Linked DNA regions of Homo sapiens: region 1 is linked to region 2. Evidence: chromatin loops called from intact Hi-C (ENCODE). Cell type or tissue: endothelial cell of umbilical vein. All regions are shown on one strand.

Region 1 (5,000 bases), 100 kb before region 2:
TGCCTCAGCCTCCCAAGTAGCTGAGATTACAGGCATGCACCACCAGGCCTGGCTAATTTTGTATTTTTAGTAGGGATGGGGTTTCACCATGTTGGTCAGGCTGGTCTTGAAATCCTGATCTCAGGTGATCCACCAGCCTCAGCCTCACAAAGTGCTGAGATTACAGGCGTGAGCCGCCGCGCCTGGCCGTTACCCCCACTCCTTTTTTTTTTTTTTTTTTGAGATGGAGTTTCACTCTTGTTGCCCAGGCTGGAGTGCAATGGCGCTATCTCGGCTCACTGCAACCTCCACTTCCTGGGTTCAAGCGATTCTCCTGCCTCAGCCTCCTGAGTATCTGGGATTACAGGCGCTTGCCATCAGGCCTGGCTAGTTTTTGTATTTTTACTAGAGATGGGGTTTCACCATGTTAGTCAGGCTGGTCTAGAACTCCTGACCTTAGGCAATCCACCTGCCTTGGCCTCCCAAAGTGCTGGGATTACAGGCGTGAGCCACCGCACCTGGCTCATTACCCCTTTTTAATTAGTAGCATTGCTCTTCTCTCTCTGACTATACGTACTCTCTCTGACTTCTAAATTTATCAGCAGCTTCTTCTGAAGCTGGCCTGGTACCCGGTGAGCTCTACGGGACTCTGAGCTGAGTTTAGAGGAGGGAAAGGCAGTTGAAGGGATTTCTTGTTGGCTACAATGCTTAGACACCTCAGGGGGTGAAGCACATGCTCTGACTGTTACCAGTAAGTTCCCAGGCCAACCAGTGGGTAGTTCTTACTACCACACTTGGCTTGCTAGGGCTTTTGCATGAAAATGAATGTGAGGACATAAGATCAGTTGTGGCAGGAAGACACATAACTAACCACACAGGGGACCAACATAAAAGCTGTTTCCTCTGGTATAGGCTGACTAATGCACGGGTAGCCTGGCTGGGGCTCCACAGGCAGGAAAACATTTTGATAAGATGATTATAACAGTAGCCATAACAGTAGCCAACTTTATTGTGTATATTCTATGTTGTTTAATTCTCACTACAGGTCCTATGGTTCTCCTCATTTCACAGATGAAGAAACAGTAGTTCAGCAACTTGCCCAAACTCACAGAAGTAGGAAGTCACAGAGCCTAGATCTGAACTCAAGTCAACTGGCTATTCCCCATGTAAGGGGTCTTATTAATGATAGTCTGCATTTGTTAAGGTGCAGGCTGAGCACAGAGACCTCAAAATTTAGTGGCTGAAATAAGAGAGAGGTTTATTTTGCTCTCACTTAGCAGTCCAGAGGTGAGCAGTCCAAGTTGGTAGGGTCACTGGGCTCCACATGGCCATTCAGGGACCTAGGTTCCTTCCATCTTGTTGCCCCACCACCACTTAGAGTGTGGTTCAATCACCAAAGCTGGTCATTGCCTTCTCTGTGTTCCTGACCATGGGGAGGAGAAAGAGCAAGTCTAAGGCAAGCAGATTATTTCAAGTAGGTGTTGTAGAAATTGCATACGTCACTTCTATTCATATTCTATTGGCATAACTTAGTCATACGGCCACACCTAGCTGCAGGGAAGTCTGGGAAATATGGTCTCTATCTGGGCAGCCATATGAACAGTTAAAATTCTATAAAACTCTGTAACTACAGAAGAGAGAATGCAGTTTGGGGCAATCAGTTTGCAGTCTACCATAAAGACCATCTTCTCTTTTGTGAATATTAAGACTGGGCTACCACAGGACAGTGTTAAATGCATTCATGATCATATGCAGACATGGGGTCATCTATTCATTTCATAAATATGAAGCCCTTCCTTTGCCGGTACTACTGTAGTGAGCTGCTTGGGGGCTGCCAAGATGCCTGATTCACTGTCTCTTCCTGAGGCACAGCCGGGAGATGAGACATCAGCCAGGAATCAGGAAAGAGGAAAGAGAGTTGACTGGTGGATTTCATTCACTCATTCAACCTGGTGTATTTACACACATCTTGTGCTGAGAAAGGACTTGAGGTAGCCCACTTGTAGTAGGATACAGCTGGCAAAATGCTGTTCGTGTGCGTAATCTCTTTCACCTTCTCACCCACTCTGAGGGAGGCAGGGTAGTTTCAGAGGAGTTCTGGAAGCATCAGAAATCCCATGACTGGTGAGTGGTGAGGGCAGGATTTGGAGCTGGTCTTGAGGGTGGTAGAAAGGGCAAAGTGCAGATTCGAAGTTGGGAGAGTCCACATTCGAGGCCCGGCTCTTCTGATCCTAACGAATAGCTTCACTCACCCCTGGAAGCCTCAGTTTCCTCATCTGGAAAACTGATGCTCAGGCTACTTATGTCAAAGGGCCAGGAGGAGGACCTGCTGAGATAATGGGTGAGTTTCTGGGGCACGTAGATGCTCCACAGCCGTGAGTGTCCTCCCTGGCTTCTTAGGAGCACTTGGTCCCTGGCAATTTGCATTACATGTTCTATGATGTCCTAAGAATGTGTCCTCGAGAGAACAATGAGTCCATGGACTCAGGGACACTGGGCAGGGCCCTATCTAGGCCTTTGGTGTTTGGCTCCAAGTTCTCCCTTCATCGTGGGAATCCAGCTGCAGGCTTGAAAGGCAATGCTCCTGAGACTGCTCCCCTGCTCTGCCCTCAGCTTCCCTCGGGTGCTCTCCAGCTTGGCTGCACCACCTGTGACCTCACTTCATTGTGGACACCCTGACCAGGGCCCCAGTGACTGGGGTACCTGGAAAGGCTGTGGAGCCCAGCCTCCTACTGATAGGAACCTTCCTGCAGGTGAGGAGGATGGGAAGGGCATCCTGAGTGGAGGAGAGGCCACACAAAGGTGCGGGGAGATGATGTAAGTGCAGAGACATCAGTGATTTTGGCTGTTGACACAACAGGAATATGGCATTTGTGTGAGCACAGATTTGAGTGGGGGAAACTGGGGGCAGGGTGTGGAGTTAGGAGGCTGTTGGGATTGTTCAGGCTGTTGGGGTAATAAGGTCTGGGAGTGACAGCAGAGGGAATGGAAAGAACAAATCCAAGAGAAGTGAAGACTCAGCAAAGGGCCTGTCCAAGGAGGAAGTCCTGGAACCCAGAGTCCAGTGGCAGCTCCACAAGAGGACAGGCAGGGGCCACAGAGGCAAGAACAGGGCCCTGGGGTCCCAGCAGGGTACTTCGGAGCCCCAGGACTGTGACTCAGAGCAAAGCAGAGGCTGAAGCTGAAGGTGGGAGCTCAGAGAGACGTGCTGCCTGTTTTATGGCACCCAAAGAATTCACTTCATGGGCTAGAGTCTGACGCATAGAGAACCTGAACAGGCTCCTGCTTTCCTGCATACATAGATACGAAGAAAAGCAAAAGAGTGATTATCACAAAACTCTGGACAGTGGGTTGCTCCTGCAGGGAGAAAGGTATGCACTGTGCTTGCAAGGTGCTGGTCATGTGCTCTGTGTCTTTGACTGTTAGTAGGTACATCGGGTTTCCACCTGTTATGATTATTTGACCTGTGCAGATCAGTTGTTTGTACTTTTTAATACATATATCTGTTTCACAATGAAATGTCACACACCCCTTGCTGCTCTGGATGACATCAACCTGGGCAAAGTTGGAGATGAAGGTTAGAGATACACTGGAGAAATATATGCTATATAAAGAATTTTGGGCCAGGTACGGTGGGCCAGGTATGGTGGGCCCACATGCCTGTAATCCCAGCACTTTGGGAAGCCCAGGTGGGAGAATCACTTGACTCAGGAGTTCAAGACCAATCTGGGCAACATGGTGAAACCCTGTCTCTACAAAAAATAAAAATCAGCTGGGCAGTGGTGGCTCGCGCCTATAGTCCCAGCTACTCAGGAGGCTGAGGTGGGAGGACCGCTTGAGCCCGGGAGTTTGAGGCTGCAGTGAGCCATGATTACACCACTGCACTCCAGCCTGGGTGACAGAAGAAGACCAAGTCTCAAAAAAAAAGTTGATTTTTATGTTGTTTGTTTTTCTAATCTGGAATATTTGAGGAGTCTAGTGACATTCCGGATGTCTTAGGCATTATATGTCTTAGGCATATAAATAAGGAATCATAGACAGCCATAATAAAAGGATTGTGTTCAACCTCCATCTTTTCACCCTGAGTTTCTATTTTCAGGAGCCTTCCAGCTCAGAAAATAGGCTGCATGCGGAGCAAGACTAGACTGAGTCTTGACAGGTCGAGGGGAATATTACTTAGGAGACATGGTTCTCTTATTCGCCTCAGGAACATTTTTTTTTTGCCTGCAAAAAGCCAGGAGGATTCTCAGCTTTGCCCAGGTGTTCTCAGGGACAGCCACACAGAATGTCCCAGAAGCTGAGTGGAAAGCAGTCCTGGGATACACCCTCTGCAGAGGGATGGTGAAAGACAACTGGAGAGACGATTTTGATGCGGTCACACAGCCAACAGTGACAGTCATGTATGTGGCACAGCATGGCCTCTCGTGCCTGGGGACTGCACAGCATCACAGGCTTCTCCTCTGCCACCCTGTCCTCAAGCACACCAGTGGATTGCAGGCCTCCCACGGAGCTCTGCAGAGTGGGTAAGGCATCCGCCTTCCAGAACCTCTCAGCTTAGCAGGCTGGGTAAGGCAGGCAGTCGCCCCGGGGGAATGTGATAAGTGCCCAAAGAGAGATGTTAGCAGCATGATAAATTAGGTGGTAAATGCACCAGGCTCTCCGTCCCCGTCTGTTTCAGGCTGGTGGATGCTGGATTTGCTTTCGCACATTTATATGGAAATACATCTTTGCTGTGGCTTGTAATTTTCTAGTTGAATAACTTCAGGGTAGGCCTACTTTAGAATTTAATTATCCTTACGCTGGGAGAGCTTTGCTGAGGTTCAGTGCTCAGAAGAGTGCACGATTCTAAACATTGCGTGACACTCACCATAGGGCACCGTTGGCTGCAGTACATCACTGTTTTGAGGGTTGTATGATAGTGTTCTTATGTCCTGCTGACCCAGGAGTCAAGATGGACTGGTCTCAAATGAAATTCTGCCCTACCACTAATCACGCAGCAGGGAGGTTTCTCATCTACTGGA
Region 2 (5,000 bases):
AGTTAAATTTTTCATTTAAGATCACTGTAACTCACAAGCAGCTATAAGAAATAATACAGAGCGATTCCATGTACCCATTACCCAGTTTCCCCCAGCAGTGACATTTTGCAAAACGACAGGACAATATCACAACCAGGATACTGACCTTGACACAGTCAAGTCACAGATGGCTCCATCCCCACAAGGACCCCTCATGTTGCCCTTTTGCAGCTGCATCCCCTCCCCACTCGCCCCACACCCTCCTCAGCCCTGAGAGCCGTGAGTCTGGTCTCTGTTTCTCTAGTTTTGTCACGTGAAGAACATTACATCAGTGGAATCATGCAGTGTGGAATATTTGGGGACTGACTCTGGTCCCTATTGAATGAATGGGCTCATGTTCTGGGCTTGGGCCTGGTTTGGGAGGAAGGGGCCTGGCTATCTCCTTCCTGGGAGCCACAAGCCACATTCCTAGGACTTTTGGTGGATTGAGATCTTAAGCTGTCAAAAAATCAAGGCCATTGTGCTTGTGCCAGAACTGCCACTTGAGGGGAGGGTTTGGCCCCTCTGTGCCTCAGTCTCCCCATGTGGTACAGCCCTCCCCAACCTCCTGGTCCCAGTTTCCCTCTGCCCCTCACCTCCGGTCCAGGCTGTGGTTCACATCAGGGGCCTGCTCTTTCTCTGACACATCTGGTGGCTGGGCCCCAGGCCCAGAATAGGCCATTGTGTAAACAGGGCCTACGTGATCAAGACATGGAAAACGAAGCCAAGAGCAGGAAGCCGCTTGGGCCGTCAGTGCAATTAAACTCAGAAGCAGAGTCCCCGAGCGCCTGCTGTGCCCAGGACACTTGGGGTCAGCGGGGCAAAGCAGCAGGCCTGCTGCAGGAAGAAGGTGGTTGTAAGACATCGCTAGCAACAGGGGCGAGGGTGTGGCCCCCACCCCACAGGTCCCATGGGAGCCCTGGAGACAGCATGGGATGGGGTGGTGGCCCAGCCCAGGGCACCGCCAGCCTGCTGGAACCCATACCCCCAACAACAGCAGCTTAACCAAGAGAGGGGGTGACTTCTTGGCATCAGGACACCCATCTTGTTGCTCTAGCTTCCAGGGGCGAACCTTGTCCACACGGCCCTGACTCTTTCTGTGGGGCAAGGAGAAAATAAGCCGTCAACCCAGAATGTGCACACAGCCCCTGCCTGCTTTCTATTGGCCAGAACGTGGTCATGTGACCACACCTAGCTGCAAGGGAGACTGGGAAATGTAGTCTCTATTCTGAGCAGTTGTGTACCGAAGGAAACATCAAGGTTCTGTAGGGCAGAACAAGAATTGGGGCAACTAACAGCAGGCAGGTTGACAAGCCTCTCTGTGCCTTAGTTTCCTCCTCTGTGTAGTGGAGAGAATGAGAGCAATTCCTCATACAGGGGAGTTATGGAGGCCCAGTGAGTTACTGCATGCAAAAACACTTAGTGCCGGGCAGACAGCCAGAGCTCAGATGTAGCTATTATTACTTTTATTACTCAATGAGACCCTGCATGTCGCAGCCCTGCACAGGCTGGTAGATGGCGCTGCTGTTGGTGACTCCAAGCCCCAGGCTCTTTTGCGGGCCCTACAGCCCTCCTTCCCTCAGGGCTCCTGGCTGACCCTGGGGAAGCACCCCCTGTGGTTGGGCCTGGCCATGGGCCCCCATGAACTGCCCTGCCAGTCCCGTGTCCTCTCAGGCTCCGAGCAGATGGCCCGGCCCAGCAGGACTCATGCCAGCTCAGCTGCAGGAAGTGGCTAATCTGTCTCGTGTGGATTTACACAAATGGTCTGGTTTTTGGTGCTCAGTCCCCAGCATGGGAAGGAATCCAGGGATGGCAGGGGTGACTGCAGGACAGCCTCTCCCACTTGGTGTGGTCCAGAATTCTGGCCGAGGCCTTGTAGGGGTGGCAGCAGAAGGGGTGTAGCTCAGTTCTTGGAAATGCTGAGTCCTAGCACAGTGGGCACCCTGGTTGCCCGGGGAGCAGCTGGCAGCATGTTCCTTCCTCGTCCCCACATGCTCTCTGACCCTCACCCAGTCCTCACCACGTGGCCCCTCCCCAACCCACCAAGAACCCACTGGCAAGGATGACAAACATGAATGAAGAAGCATCATGGGGCCGGGCGCGGTAGCTCATGCCTATAATCCCAGCACTTTGGGAGGCCGAGGCGGGTGGATCACCTGAGGTCAGGAGTTTGAGACCAGCCTGACCAACATGGCAAAACCCCGTCTGTACTAAAAATACAAAAATTAGCTGGGTGTGATGGCCGGCGCCTATAATCCCAGCTACCTGGGAAGCTGAGGTAGCAGAATCACTTGAACCCTGGAGGCAGAGGCTGCAGCGAGCCAAGATCGTATCACTGCACTCCAGCCTGGGTGACAGAGGGAGACTCCGTCTCAAAAAAAAAAAAAAAAAAAAAAAAAAAAAAAAAAAGAAGCATCAGGGGCTCACTCCTGCCCTCTATGGGCCTGAGAGATTCCTAGAAACTTCTCCCCGATCCTGTAGGGCAGATGCTAGAGAGATCAGGGCAGTGGAGCCTGAGCTGTCTTTATGGAGGCAGGAAGAGTGAAGCCAGAAACCCAGACAGGCCAGGGAGAGCAAGGACAGGGGAGAGAGCAGCCCCTTGAAAGGCAAGATCCACAGGGTGGTGGTTGAGGAGAGAGGACCCACATCCCGTAGAGGGGGAGAGTTGGCCTTGGGCACAGCCTGTCAGGGCGTCTGACCACCCTGTGTAGCCCTGAGGGGCACGGAGGCCGAGCCCACCCCAGCCAGACCCACCCTTGGGCGTCCCTCACCCCAAAGCCCATTGTCAGTGCCTGGCCGAAGCCCCTCCAGGGGCTCCTAGCATGGGCCCTCGCTTTCCAGCACAGAACCCAGTAAACTGTTCCTGCAGTTTACTGTTTGCCCCTCATCCACTTCCACCAGGTGGACACCAAATCAGCAGAGACAGAGAACAAAAATCAAGTGCTAAAACTGCTGCAGAGCTACTTTTTAATAAAATAATTGATGTGAACAATATGCTGCTGCTTATATTTTTTAAAATACAAATTAATACTTGAAACTTTCGTTTTTTTTAATTTTTTTTTGAGACGGAGTCTTGCTCTGTCGCCTAGGCTAGAGTGCAGTGGCGCCATCTTGGCTCACTGCAAAGTCCGCCTCCCAGGTTCAAGGGATTCTCCCACCTCAGCCTCCCAAGTAGCTGGGATTACAGGTGCCCACCACCACGCCCAGCTAGTTTTTGTATTTTTACAAAAATACAAAAAATCCCATACAGACGTGGTTTCACCATGTTGGTCAGGCTGGTCTTGAACTCCTGACCTCAGGTGATCCGCCCGCCTCAGCTTCCCAAAGTTCTGGGATTACAGGCATGAGCCACCACACCTGGCCAATACTTGACATTTTCTACAGGCACCCATGTGTATGTGAAACCCTCAAGCCTGAAAGGAGAGGCACTGCCAGTGGTGCAGATGAGGTTTGTGGATGAACACGGCTGGCCTTCAGAGCCATGCCCAAGCCCAGCTGACCTGAATGGAATCAACCCTTCAGGCCAGAGCAGAAGGAAAAGCTACCAGGAAATAGGCCTGGCTTATGGAAGTGAGCCCTGCCCATGCTGATGGAACCCTCTCCTTCTTCCTCCAGGTCGACATTTATAACTCAGACCCCCTGATCTGCCGGGCAGGGCTGAAGGTGTGCTTCGGCATCCAACTGCTGAATGCCGTCTCACGGGTGGAGCGCGCCCTCCCCAAGCTGACTGTGCCCTTCCTGCTGCTCCAGGGCTCTGCCGATCGCCTATGTGACAGCAAAGGGGCCTACCTGCTCATGGAGTTAGCCAAGAGCCAGGACAAGACTCTCAAGGTGAGCGGCTGCCACTTGCCCACTTCCCCCCAAGGTGGAGGGGGGACAGGAAGGCAGCACCCCTTGGGGCACATCTGCCCAGACCCTCGAGGGCCACCTCCCAGGTCTCAGGATAGGGACCAGCCTGCTTGACCGAGAAATAAATAAATAAAAGGAATCCCAGGAGCCTATGAATTTCAAGAGAACACGAGTCATTTGCTGATTGTTTTGCATGAATAAGCCTCAAAGGGAAGAAGAACAATCAAAAGATGTTATAGGCAAGAAAGGAATCTGCAACTGGGCACTGAGCAAATAAAATCTCCTGAGAGAGAGACATGTCCAAGCTCCAAGGACACGTGTGATGCCCAAGCCTCCCTCTGCACCAGTGGTAGCTGCAGTAGCTCGGGAGCCATGGCCACCAGAGGGCTCAGGGCACACAGGTGCTGGCAGGACTTGGCAGAGCCTGATCCGTGAAGGGAGCTGCCAGAGCTAGCTCTGCAGACAGGGGCCCTGAGGACAGGCCCTGCGGCTTGGTTATGTGGAATATTAGACAGCAAGACTATATATATATACACACACACATATATATACACACATACATATATATACACACATATATATACATACATATATATACACATATATATACACATACATATATATACACATATATATATACACACATACATATATATATATATATATATATTTTTTTTTTTTTTTTTTCAGACAGAGTATCCCTCTGTCACCCAGGCTGGAGTGCAGCGGCGCCATCTCGGCTCACAGCAACCTCTGCCTCCCAGGTTCAAGTGATTCTGCTGCCTCAGCCCCCTGAGTAGCTGGGATTACAGGCGCCTGCCACCCTGCCCGGCTAATTTTTGTATTTTTAGTACAGATGGGGTTTCATCATGTTGACCAGGTTGGTCTCACTCCTGACCTCAGGTGATCCACCTGCCTTGGCCTCCCAAAGTGCTGGGATTGCAGGCGTGAGCCACCTCACCCAGCAAAATATATTTTTTAAAAGCCACAGTGGAACACTGCATTCATCCATGAGAGCATCACTGAGACCGCCCTTACACCAATGTGAACCCTTGCCAAGTCCCTGCGAAAGGAGTCCGCTAAGATTGTTTATTCATTCATTTACCCAGCTATCCATTCATTGCTTCTTTAAT

The links. Peaks named below come from ENCODE experiments on the same cell type or tissue, not always from the same donor. Only the 100,000 strongest peaks of a DNase experiment are listed, where the experiment ranks them.
Region 1: a loop joins it to region 2, with 5 times the contacts of the local background. A loop is called at or near these places in 4 of 110 quality-filtered maps.

The regions. Positions count from the first base shown.
Region 1 is chr3:127,796,523-127,801,522 of GRCh38, reverse strand. All of the region lies in intron 2 of MGLL (monoglyceride lipase), which reads left to right. Among named protein-coding and RNA genes, the nearest start is that of MGLL, 23 kb to the left of the region's middle. In endothelial cell of umbilical vein, no CTCF peak of the experiment used is centred here; DNase peaks (open chromatin) are centred at 862 and 1,882; H3K27ac peaks cover 3,220 bases.
Region 2 is chr3:127,693,824-127,698,823 of GRCh38, reverse strand. It overlaps MGLL (monoglyceride lipase), which reads left to right. Exons shown (of 8, transcript NM_007283.7): 7 at 3,634-3,849. Among named protein-coding and RNA genes, the nearest start is that of ABTB1, 23 kb to the right of the region's middle. In endothelial cell of umbilical vein, CTCF peaks have their summits at 1,534, 2,464 and 4,251 (motif pointing right); DNase peaks (open chromatin) are centred at 733, 1,243 and 1,423; H3K27ac peaks cover 2,261 bases.